Regions from separate parts of the Homo sapiens genome. Here region 2 is linked to region 1. A link is a loop called in an ENCODE intact Hi-C map of the cell type or tissue named here. Cell type or tissue: breast epithelium. All regions are shown on one strand. Each heading gives the region's core, and the rest is flanking DNA. Links, peaks and the distances in the headings are about the cores only.

Region 1 (4,398 bases), core at 205-4,204:
CCACTGCACCCAGCCAGCCAATAGTCTTAAGGTCAATAAGACTGGCAATTATATAGAAGTGGATGCTGTGTATAATCCTTATTTGAGGAAGAGAGCAAAAATAGCTCTGAGTTCTTCCTTTCATTTTGCACAAAGAGAAATTATTCATTGGATTTATTTGCCATTAAGAGGCATCTTTGAATTGTGGGAGGTGTAACACCTTTCTTGAAAGAGTGCTCCCATATCTCCTGCCAGTTAAGCTTGTTAGTTGAATATGTAGCTCTGCTACGTGTAGCTTTGAGATCCTCTTATATAAAAGACACCTAATCTTCCTGCTTGTCCTCACGCCAATTCCTTTTGCCATGAAACTACTAGTATAACCTAAATCAAAAGAAAATCTTTTGAACCCACAGATACAGCAGATGAGACTGTTCTCAAGCCCACAGTCCTCTAGGGAGCTTTTTTTTTTTTTTTTTTTTTTGACTACTCAGTCCAGTCAATATAATCCAACGTAGTTCAATAAAACTCTATGCCAGGATTTAAGGGCTAGCAAAGGAAACAGAAATAATCTCGCCCTCCAGAAGCTTGCAACATTCTTTTCCTCTCAAAATCCACTGTCCAAAATGTCTGTACTATGCGTATGTTATTAGATATACATGGTCTTTATTTTTATTTAGCTTTTCAAGGGAGGCTATCTTGAGACTCTGTGCAGACAATTCTTCAAGGTCAGTAAATTTGCCATTTGTGTTCTCCAAAGCACCCAGCATAGTTCAAGGCCTATGGTAATCATAATTTAAGGCTACTCTACAAACATTTTTAGTCAATCAATCAATCAATAAGAGTATTCATTGCATCTTTATAGGAAGTATTATATCAGGTTCCCGATCCTGCACTCATCTGAGGGGTTTCTATCTAAAGGATCAAATAGGACATCCACAAGAGATCAAAGTTTTGTAACCATATGCCAGAGATTGGAAATTACCACTGTATTATAGATTTGGGATTATCTTGGAATTTTATGGCATTTCCTACCCATCTTTCTTCTCACTAAAGTTATCTGCAAAAATCCTTGGGGAAGGAGAAATTGGCATCTTAAGTTTAATTGCATACCTAGAGTCAAACAATAAGCAGGAGCAAGATATTTGGTCACATCACTATTGATATATAAAGAGCTTGATCGGCACCTTCTGTTTCAAAAATGTTGAAATTTACCACTATGAGGAAAAAGGATAAATACAAGTTTCTATATCACAGGATGTCTCAGAGCCTTTACCTGGCTATAGTACACCATAACTTTCCATGAGAAACATGTCTGTAATATTTCCTAAATATACTTGAAAATGGGACTCATATTTTCAAAATACCTTGTATGACTGGTGTTCCACAAAACATAAATTGGACTAATCTATGAGGTTTACAATACACGAGATCCGTCCTTCAATGACTGTACAAAATGCAACTCCACTTCTTTGTCAATCTGAACAACTTTAGAAAATGTGTGTAAGTAGAAATTTGCAATAACTTTCACCTCTACATTGAAAACAAAAAAACTCTTTACTCTTTTTACAGGCTGATATGTGACTTTTCTCCAAACACCCTTCAAAACCATCTCTCTGATCTGATTCTACACAGTAGTGTATGCCCAGCAGGCTTTCTTGCATCTGTGTTTCCAGAGAAGCCATGGTAGCCTATATGTACAGTTCTTTTAGATGATAATTAAGGATTAATTGGATTAATTAGAAAACATTTTTAGGACCAGCCACAGTGGCTCACACCTGTAATCCTAGCAATTTGAGAGGCCAAGGCAAGAGGATTACTTGAGCCCAGGAGTTAGAGACTAGCCTGGGCAATGTGGTGAGACCACATTATATGGTTAGGCTTTTTGTCCCCACCTAAATCTCATCCTGAATTGTAATCCTCATAATCCGCACATGTCAAGGGAGAGACTAGGTGGAGGTAATTGAATCACAGGGGCAGTTTCCTCCACGCTGTTCTCGTTTCGTGATAGTGAGTGAATTCTCACGAGATCTGATGGTTTCCCTCTTTCTTCAGCACTTCTGCTTCCTGCCGCCTTTTGAAGAAAGTGCCTTGCTTCTCCTTCACCTTCCACCATGTGTATTTCCTGAGGCCAACCCAGCCATGCTGAACTGTGAGTCAATTAAACCTCTTTCTTTTATAAATTACCCAGTCTCGGAAAGTTCTTTATAGCAATACGAAAACGGACTAATATACCTTGTCTCTACAAAAATAAAAAAAACTTAGCCAGTTGTGGTGGTGCACACCAGTGGTCACAGATACTCAGGAGGCTGAGACAGGAGGATCATTTGAGCTTGGGAAGTCAAGACTGCAGTGAGCCGTGATTACACCACTGCATTCCAGAGATAGAGGGAGACAGTGCCTCAAAAAAGAAAAAAAGAAAGAAAGAAAGAAAAGAAAACATTTTAAGACACCAAGATCTAGACCTTGTATATCATGCTCAAACATGGTATATTTCAGGGTAAATGATAACAGCAAATAGAGATAAAATCCTGATGGCCTCACTAATGAGAGTTCCTTGATTTCATGTTTTGTGTTACTTTTGTAACCACCTTGCTCTTCATCATGTCCAAGTCTGTTTTTGTTGAAGAATTAACATCAAAGCAAAATATGTGACAAGGTTCTTACTTTTAACAACTTTCTTAATTAAACTCATCAAGTTCCTTCTTTTCCTCAAGTTGAAAATTTATGTCCTCACCCAAAGGTACCATATGCCCCTGAGTTTTAGGATGCTCAAACCATATACCCTGCTGCTTATTGTTTTAAAAACTAAACACATTCACACCCGAAATAACTACAAAGCCTGTCTCCAAGCCACACACCAATCAGACAATGCCTGTTTGAATTCACCACTAATTGATTGCATGCACTAGACACATGGAAAAAAGTACGTTGCTGCAGTGTTTCCTAATGACTTCCAGAACTGAACTCTTCAGAACGTCGTGAATCACAGCAAGCATGTGTCTAGGTTGCAATTGGGAGATTGTTTAATTATTTACTTTTAATATAGGCTCTTTGCAAAGGAATGTTTTCTGAGATCTTTGTTACTCAAAGTGCTGCCCTAAGACCAGCAGCATCAGCGTTCTGCGGAGCTGTGGTAGAAATGCTAAACTAAACTCCACCCAAACCTCGTGAGTCACAATTGCCAGTTCGGCAAGGAGCTCAGGTGATTCTTATTCACATTAAAGTTGAAGAAGCCCTGAAACCTGGGAGACTTTTGGTCAAATTTCCCTTTCTAGGCTTGAAGCCCATTCACATTTATTGTACAGTAAATGATTTTTTTCCTTTCCTACAAACATAAAAATATATTGTTAACAAATCATGGTATTGTATTAATAATACAAGGAATATGAGAGATTTTCCCATGATGAATATTGGATGTTGCAACAAGCAGAGAATGTAATGATTGCAAAGTTCCCTTAGGAAATCTTTCTTATTTAACAGTGTGCTTGTTTACTTCAATGTGGCCACTAAGTTGTAGAGGTGTCTGTTGACCTCACGTCATGCAAAGTCATGAGTCAATGATTGGCTTTCATAGAAGTCAATCATTTATGTTTCAGAGAGGTAATAAAAAAAAGGCCTAAACAGGCCGGGCGTGGTGGCTCACGCCTGTAATCCTAGCACTTTGGGAGGCCAAGGAGGGCGGATCACGAGGTCAGGAGATCGAGACCATCCTGGCTAACACGGTGAAACCCCATCTCTACTGAACGTACAAAAAATTAGCCGGGCGTGGTGGCGGGCGCCTGTAGTCCCAGCTACTCAGGAGGCTGAGGCAGGAGAATGGCATGAGCCCAGGAGGCGGAGCTTGCAGTGAGCCAAGATTGTGCCACTGCACTCCAGCCTGGGCAACGGTGCAAGACTCCGTCTCAAAAAAAAAAAAATGGCCTAAACAAAACCCCCACATTTTAAACAGCTTCCATTGTATCTGCCTCCCTGTAAAATAGCTTGAATTTGGGGGAAAAGATTATTTTAAGTCAGGGGCTGAACCGATGTGGGTAATACCTAAGTGATGTTTAACACTCTGAAGATCGAGAATGACAGCATTGTAGAATAATGTACTGATCTCCATCTTTGGTGTGATAGTTCTGCTTTACTGTTTATATTTGTAAGTCCTGGAATTTGGCCTAGACTAGAAGAGTCATCCACTGATTGGATAACACAAAAAGCTGAAAGGAACAAGGTGTAATGCTCAAGAAAAGCCTTCGATTGTTAACAACTTCAGATTTTGTTCAGTTTTTTTTAATCCCCTTCAAATTAGTCACCTGAAGAGGCCCACACTTTTTTGTTCCTGCAGTGTTGTTATCAGAAACATTCTTTTCTAACTTATCTTTTAAAACTTGGGCCAGGTGCGGTGGCTTATGCTTATAAACCCAGTGCTTTGGG
Region 2 (4,398 bases), core at 72-4,071, 50 kb before region 1:
CAACCTAAATAAATAATCAGGTGTGCGCCGGACTAAGTAGGGGTTCCTCTCTGCGGAAAAGCAGCTCTTCCCAATGGGGAAGAAACTTCTCGCCCAGGAAATTCGAGCCCAGAACCGAGGTTTCCAGGGAGGATTACCTCTTCAACAAGGACCCTTTTACAGGAAATGTCCTTGATGCCAGGAACTCCACTGGGGAAGCCGCTGGAAAGGCACCTGGACACCCACACACATGGAGGGGATGCGGGGGCGCGCCGCAGGGACCGGGCCCGAAGGTGGCCAGACTCGCCTACCTTGTGGGGCGCCCAGCCGACGCGGGGTCCCGGTGCTGCTCCTCCCCTGGGCGATCGGACCTTGGGGCCAGGGTCGGCTGCCAGGGCCCTGCGAGTGCAGCCGCCACCGCCCGCAGGCTTGGCTCCGCCCCGCGGGGCGCGCCCAGGGCAGAGTCCGGCGCCGGTGAGGCCCCGGGGAGGAGTCGCGGCAGGACGCGTACGCCCAGCGCTGGAGAGCCAGGCTCTGCCCCTCACGCCCCTCGCTAGGGTGCTGTACAGGCGGGTGGGGGGAGGGGATCGGCCGCTGCTTTTCAAGAAGGTTCTATTTGCACCCTAAGTTTATAAACTTTTGTTTTTGTTTTTTAAATAATTTTTGATTTTATTGTTTTTAGTATAAATTTATGGAGTACAAGTGCAATTTTGTTGTTTTTTTAAAAAACTTTCTTTTGGAACTTAAAAAAAGTTGCAAAGATAGTAGAGAGAGTCGTCTATATACCCCTCAGTCGGTGTCTCCTAATGCCTACAGCTTCCATAACTGTGGCACATTTGTCAAAACTAAGAAATTCACATTGGGCCAGGTGCGGTGGCTCACGCCTTGGTAATCTCAGCATTTTGAGAGGCCAAGGCAGGCGGGAGGATCGCTTGAGCTCAGGAGTTCGAGACCAGCCTGGGCAACATAGCGAGACCTCATTTCTACTAAAAATATTTTTTAAAAGACATTAACATTGATCTGCCACTATTAACACTACTCCAGACTTGATGTAGCTGTCACTAGCTTTTTGGCTAACGCCTTTCCCTTTCAGGATCCCAGCCAGGATACCACACTGCATTTAGCATCCTGTGCCCTTTGTCTCCTCTAATCCATGACAGTTTCTCTGTCTTTTCTTGACTTTGACAGCTGTAAAGAATTCTAGTAAAGTATTGTGATGAAGTATTCTGGTAAGGTATAGTTTTGTGGGGGTACCTCGACACCCACTCATGTGGGTATTGTCTACTGTTTTTTTCTCATGATGAGACTGGGGGGAGGAAAGACTCAGAGATGAAGTGCCTTCCCCACTGCATCCTCTCAGGGACGATGGCACGATGGCCAGGTGACTTATCACTGGTGACTTGACCTTGATCCCATAGTTAAGGTTGTGTCTGCCAGGTTTCTCTACTGCAAAGCTGTTTTTCTCTTTCCATACACTCTACTCTGAATGGCATGAATGGCATGACTCAATTCAGCTGACACTCAAGATGAGGGCAAGATTAAACTCCATCCCAGAGCAGGGAGTATCTATATGTTATTATTTAGAATGATTCTGTAAGGAAGATTTGTTCCATCTCTCTTGTTTATTCAATCATTTATGTCAGTATTTGTTATGTCAGTATGGACCCATGTATATTTATTTTATACTTTGGGCTAGAATTCAATACTACATTATTAATTTTGTTGCTCAAATGGTTCCAGCTTTGACCACTGGGAACTCTTTCAGGTTGGCTCCTGTGTCTCTCTGAAAGTTCATAAACTTTTAGGATTGTGGGGAAAAAAAAAAGGTGTATTTCCTCCGCCCCCCCTCAACATCTAACAGATTGAGAAAACTGCAACCCAAATCCTTCAATATCCAAGGGCTTTTCAGAATCTTCCTGGGAATCCTATGATTACTGATTCCCACCACAGTTAGAGAGGAATGTTATTTTTTTTTTTTCCTAGCAGATTAACTTGTAGATTGTGACCCAATTGGAGAAGTGAAAGTTGATGGTTCTTAGGTAATTTTTTTGTTAACTAATCCTTGTGGTTCTAGTAAATAGATGTATGTATGTTTACAGACAAATCGTGTTCCAAAGATAGCCATGGATGTTTATTACAAGTTTCAGCATTGAAGAAACCCAGCTGTTGAGGATCATTTGTTACATTGCTTTGGTTTGCTCATGTTTGCATTTGCAAGTTGGTTCCATAAACACCACATTTCCTCCTTCTGAGCTTGGCTTTTGCTCAGCATTTGACACTGCCTGCTTTCTGAGACCTGTCCACCTCTCTTCCTGGCCTTGACCCTTCCTGGAGAAGGAAATCTACTTCTCCATTAGCTTGGGTTGAGCTGGGTAAACACAGGATGCGGTGAAGTACCAGTGAGTACTCCAGAACTGCAGAGCTAACTCATTTTCTATCTTTCAACTATTTTTAACAAAGTTAGAAAAGTAAGAGTTAAAGGAAAACATTTCATACCTAAGACTCACCATATCTGCTATGGACTGAATGATTTGTGTTCCCCCCTAAAAGTTTATATAATGAAATCCTAATCCCCAACGTGGTGGTGAAAGTGGGGTCTTCGGGAAGTAATTAGGTCATGAAGGTAGAGCCCTCATGAGTGGGTTTTAGTGCCCTTCTAAGAAGAGACAAAAGGCTGGGAATAGTGACTCATGCCTATAGTTCCATCTCTTTGGGAGGCCAAGGCAGGTGAATCGCTTGAGCCCAGGAGTTTGAAACCAGCCTGGGCAATATGGCAAAACCTCATCTCTACAAAATATACAAAAATTAGCTGAGCATGGTGGTGCACTCCTGTAGTCCCAGCTACTCAGGAGGCTGAGGCGAAAGGATCACTTCAGCCTGGGAGGTAGAGGCTGTAGTGAGCTGACAGTGTACCACTGCCCTCCAGCCTGGGTAACAGAGTGAGACTCTGTCTCAAATAAAGAGAGGGAGAGAGAGAGAAGAGATATCTGTCATGTGATAACACAGCAAGAAAGCAGCCATCTGCAAACCAGGAAGCAGGCCTCCACAGACACCACATCTCTGGGTGCCTTGATCTTGGACTGCCCAACCTCCAGAACTGTGAGAAATAAATAACTGTGGTTGAAGCCAGTTAATACCAGTCTATGTTATTTTGTTATAGCCCCTGGAACTAAGACAATATCCCAGAAGAAAGCGACAAGGTCAGAGATGAAGCTGAGATTCTTGTGTACGTTTCTGGGCGGGAGAGGAGAGACTTTAAGTGAAAGTGGTCATTCTAATTAGAATGAAATCATAGTTTTATTTCATAGTTCTGCAAATAGACTATTTTCTCAGTAACTTTAATAAAACTTTTGTGGAGGGGAGCAGAGTAAACTCAGGATTCATGAGAGTGTGGAGTTACAATATATTAGCAACCTCCACAGGGAAGCTCAGGAGAATCTATAAACTATTATTAATTTAAAACTCCAGTGGTGTTTCTCAGAGGTTGGATATTGGGGGATTAGGGATGAGGCAGGGATTGATGTTTATGGATTTCTCTTACAGCTACTGCCTTTGATTATTATTTTTATGACAGCATATGTACAAACCATTTAAAATTTTCCTAGAGCTGTATATCTTTACACTTTTAAGATTATCCACATTAAGAAAAAGTATTGCTATTACATAATTTTCGGAATGGCTTTGGTTGGGTCTGATAGAGATTAGGTCCCGGGGACTAAAGCATCCCCAAACCACCCAGAGTGCCCTCGTTGAATAAATCCGTTCTCCTACTCACTCCACTAAAAAGAGGAGGGATTGAGGGTGCAGAAGAAAGCAGCAGATGCAGTCTCCTCTCCTGAAGAACACTGTGAATTGTCACCCACGTTCAAAGAGGGTCTAATTGTAAATCTAACACCCTGCCTTGTGACATTCAGAGCCTGTGGCTTGTGGCATTTGGACCCAGGCTCATATTTGAAATCGCTCTTGTTTATTTCTGTTCAGGGATTATTTGCTGAAAGGGAAAGTTGTGTGTGTGTGTGCGCGCACACACGTGTGCGTGTACTTAGTGCAATTTTATTTTATTTAAAATTTGCATTTAAAATGTATTAAAATTATTTTATTTTAATATTATTTTAAATTTGCATTTAAAATACATGTGTGTGTCTATACACACATACATATATTTAGTGCAATTTTAAATGCAAATTTTACTGTCATTTCCAGCCTCTAACACGTGCGCATACACACACACAAACACACACCATTCTTTAAAACATTTCATTGTCTCCCCATGAGCTCTTATTAAAAGCCTAAACACTTCTCCAGGGAGAGAAGTTGCTTTGCTCTCCCCCATCCACCCCTCCTGCTTCATCTCTTGCCACATTGTTTTTCAACAAGGCTGGATGATTTGTAGTGTTCCAAACCAACTCTCGTTTCTTA

Evidence for each region. A loop is a pair of places that touch in the nucleus more often than their neighbours do. Peaks named below come from ENCODE experiments on the same cell type or tissue, not always from the same donor. Only the 100,000 strongest peaks of a DNase experiment are listed, where the experiment ranks them.
Region 2: a loop joins it to region 1, with 18 times the contacts of the local background. A loop is called at or near these places in 1 of 110 quality-filtered maps.

Annotation. Positions count from the first base shown.
Region 1 is chr18:55,009,196-55,013,593 of GRCh38, forward strand. No RefSeq gene overlaps it. Among named protein-coding and RNA genes, the nearest start is that of CCDC68, 52 kb to the left of the region's middle. In breast epithelium, for the core only: no CTCF peak of the experiment used is centred there; no DNase peak of the experiment used is centred there.
Region 2 is chr18:54,959,046-54,963,443 of GRCh38, forward strand. It overlaps CCDC68 (coiled-coil domain containing 68), which reads right to left and starts at 416. Exons shown (of 12, transcript NM_025214.3): 1 at 291-416. In breast epithelium, for the core only: no CTCF peak of the experiment used is centred there; no DNase peak of the experiment used is centred there; H3K4me3 peaks cover 675 bases.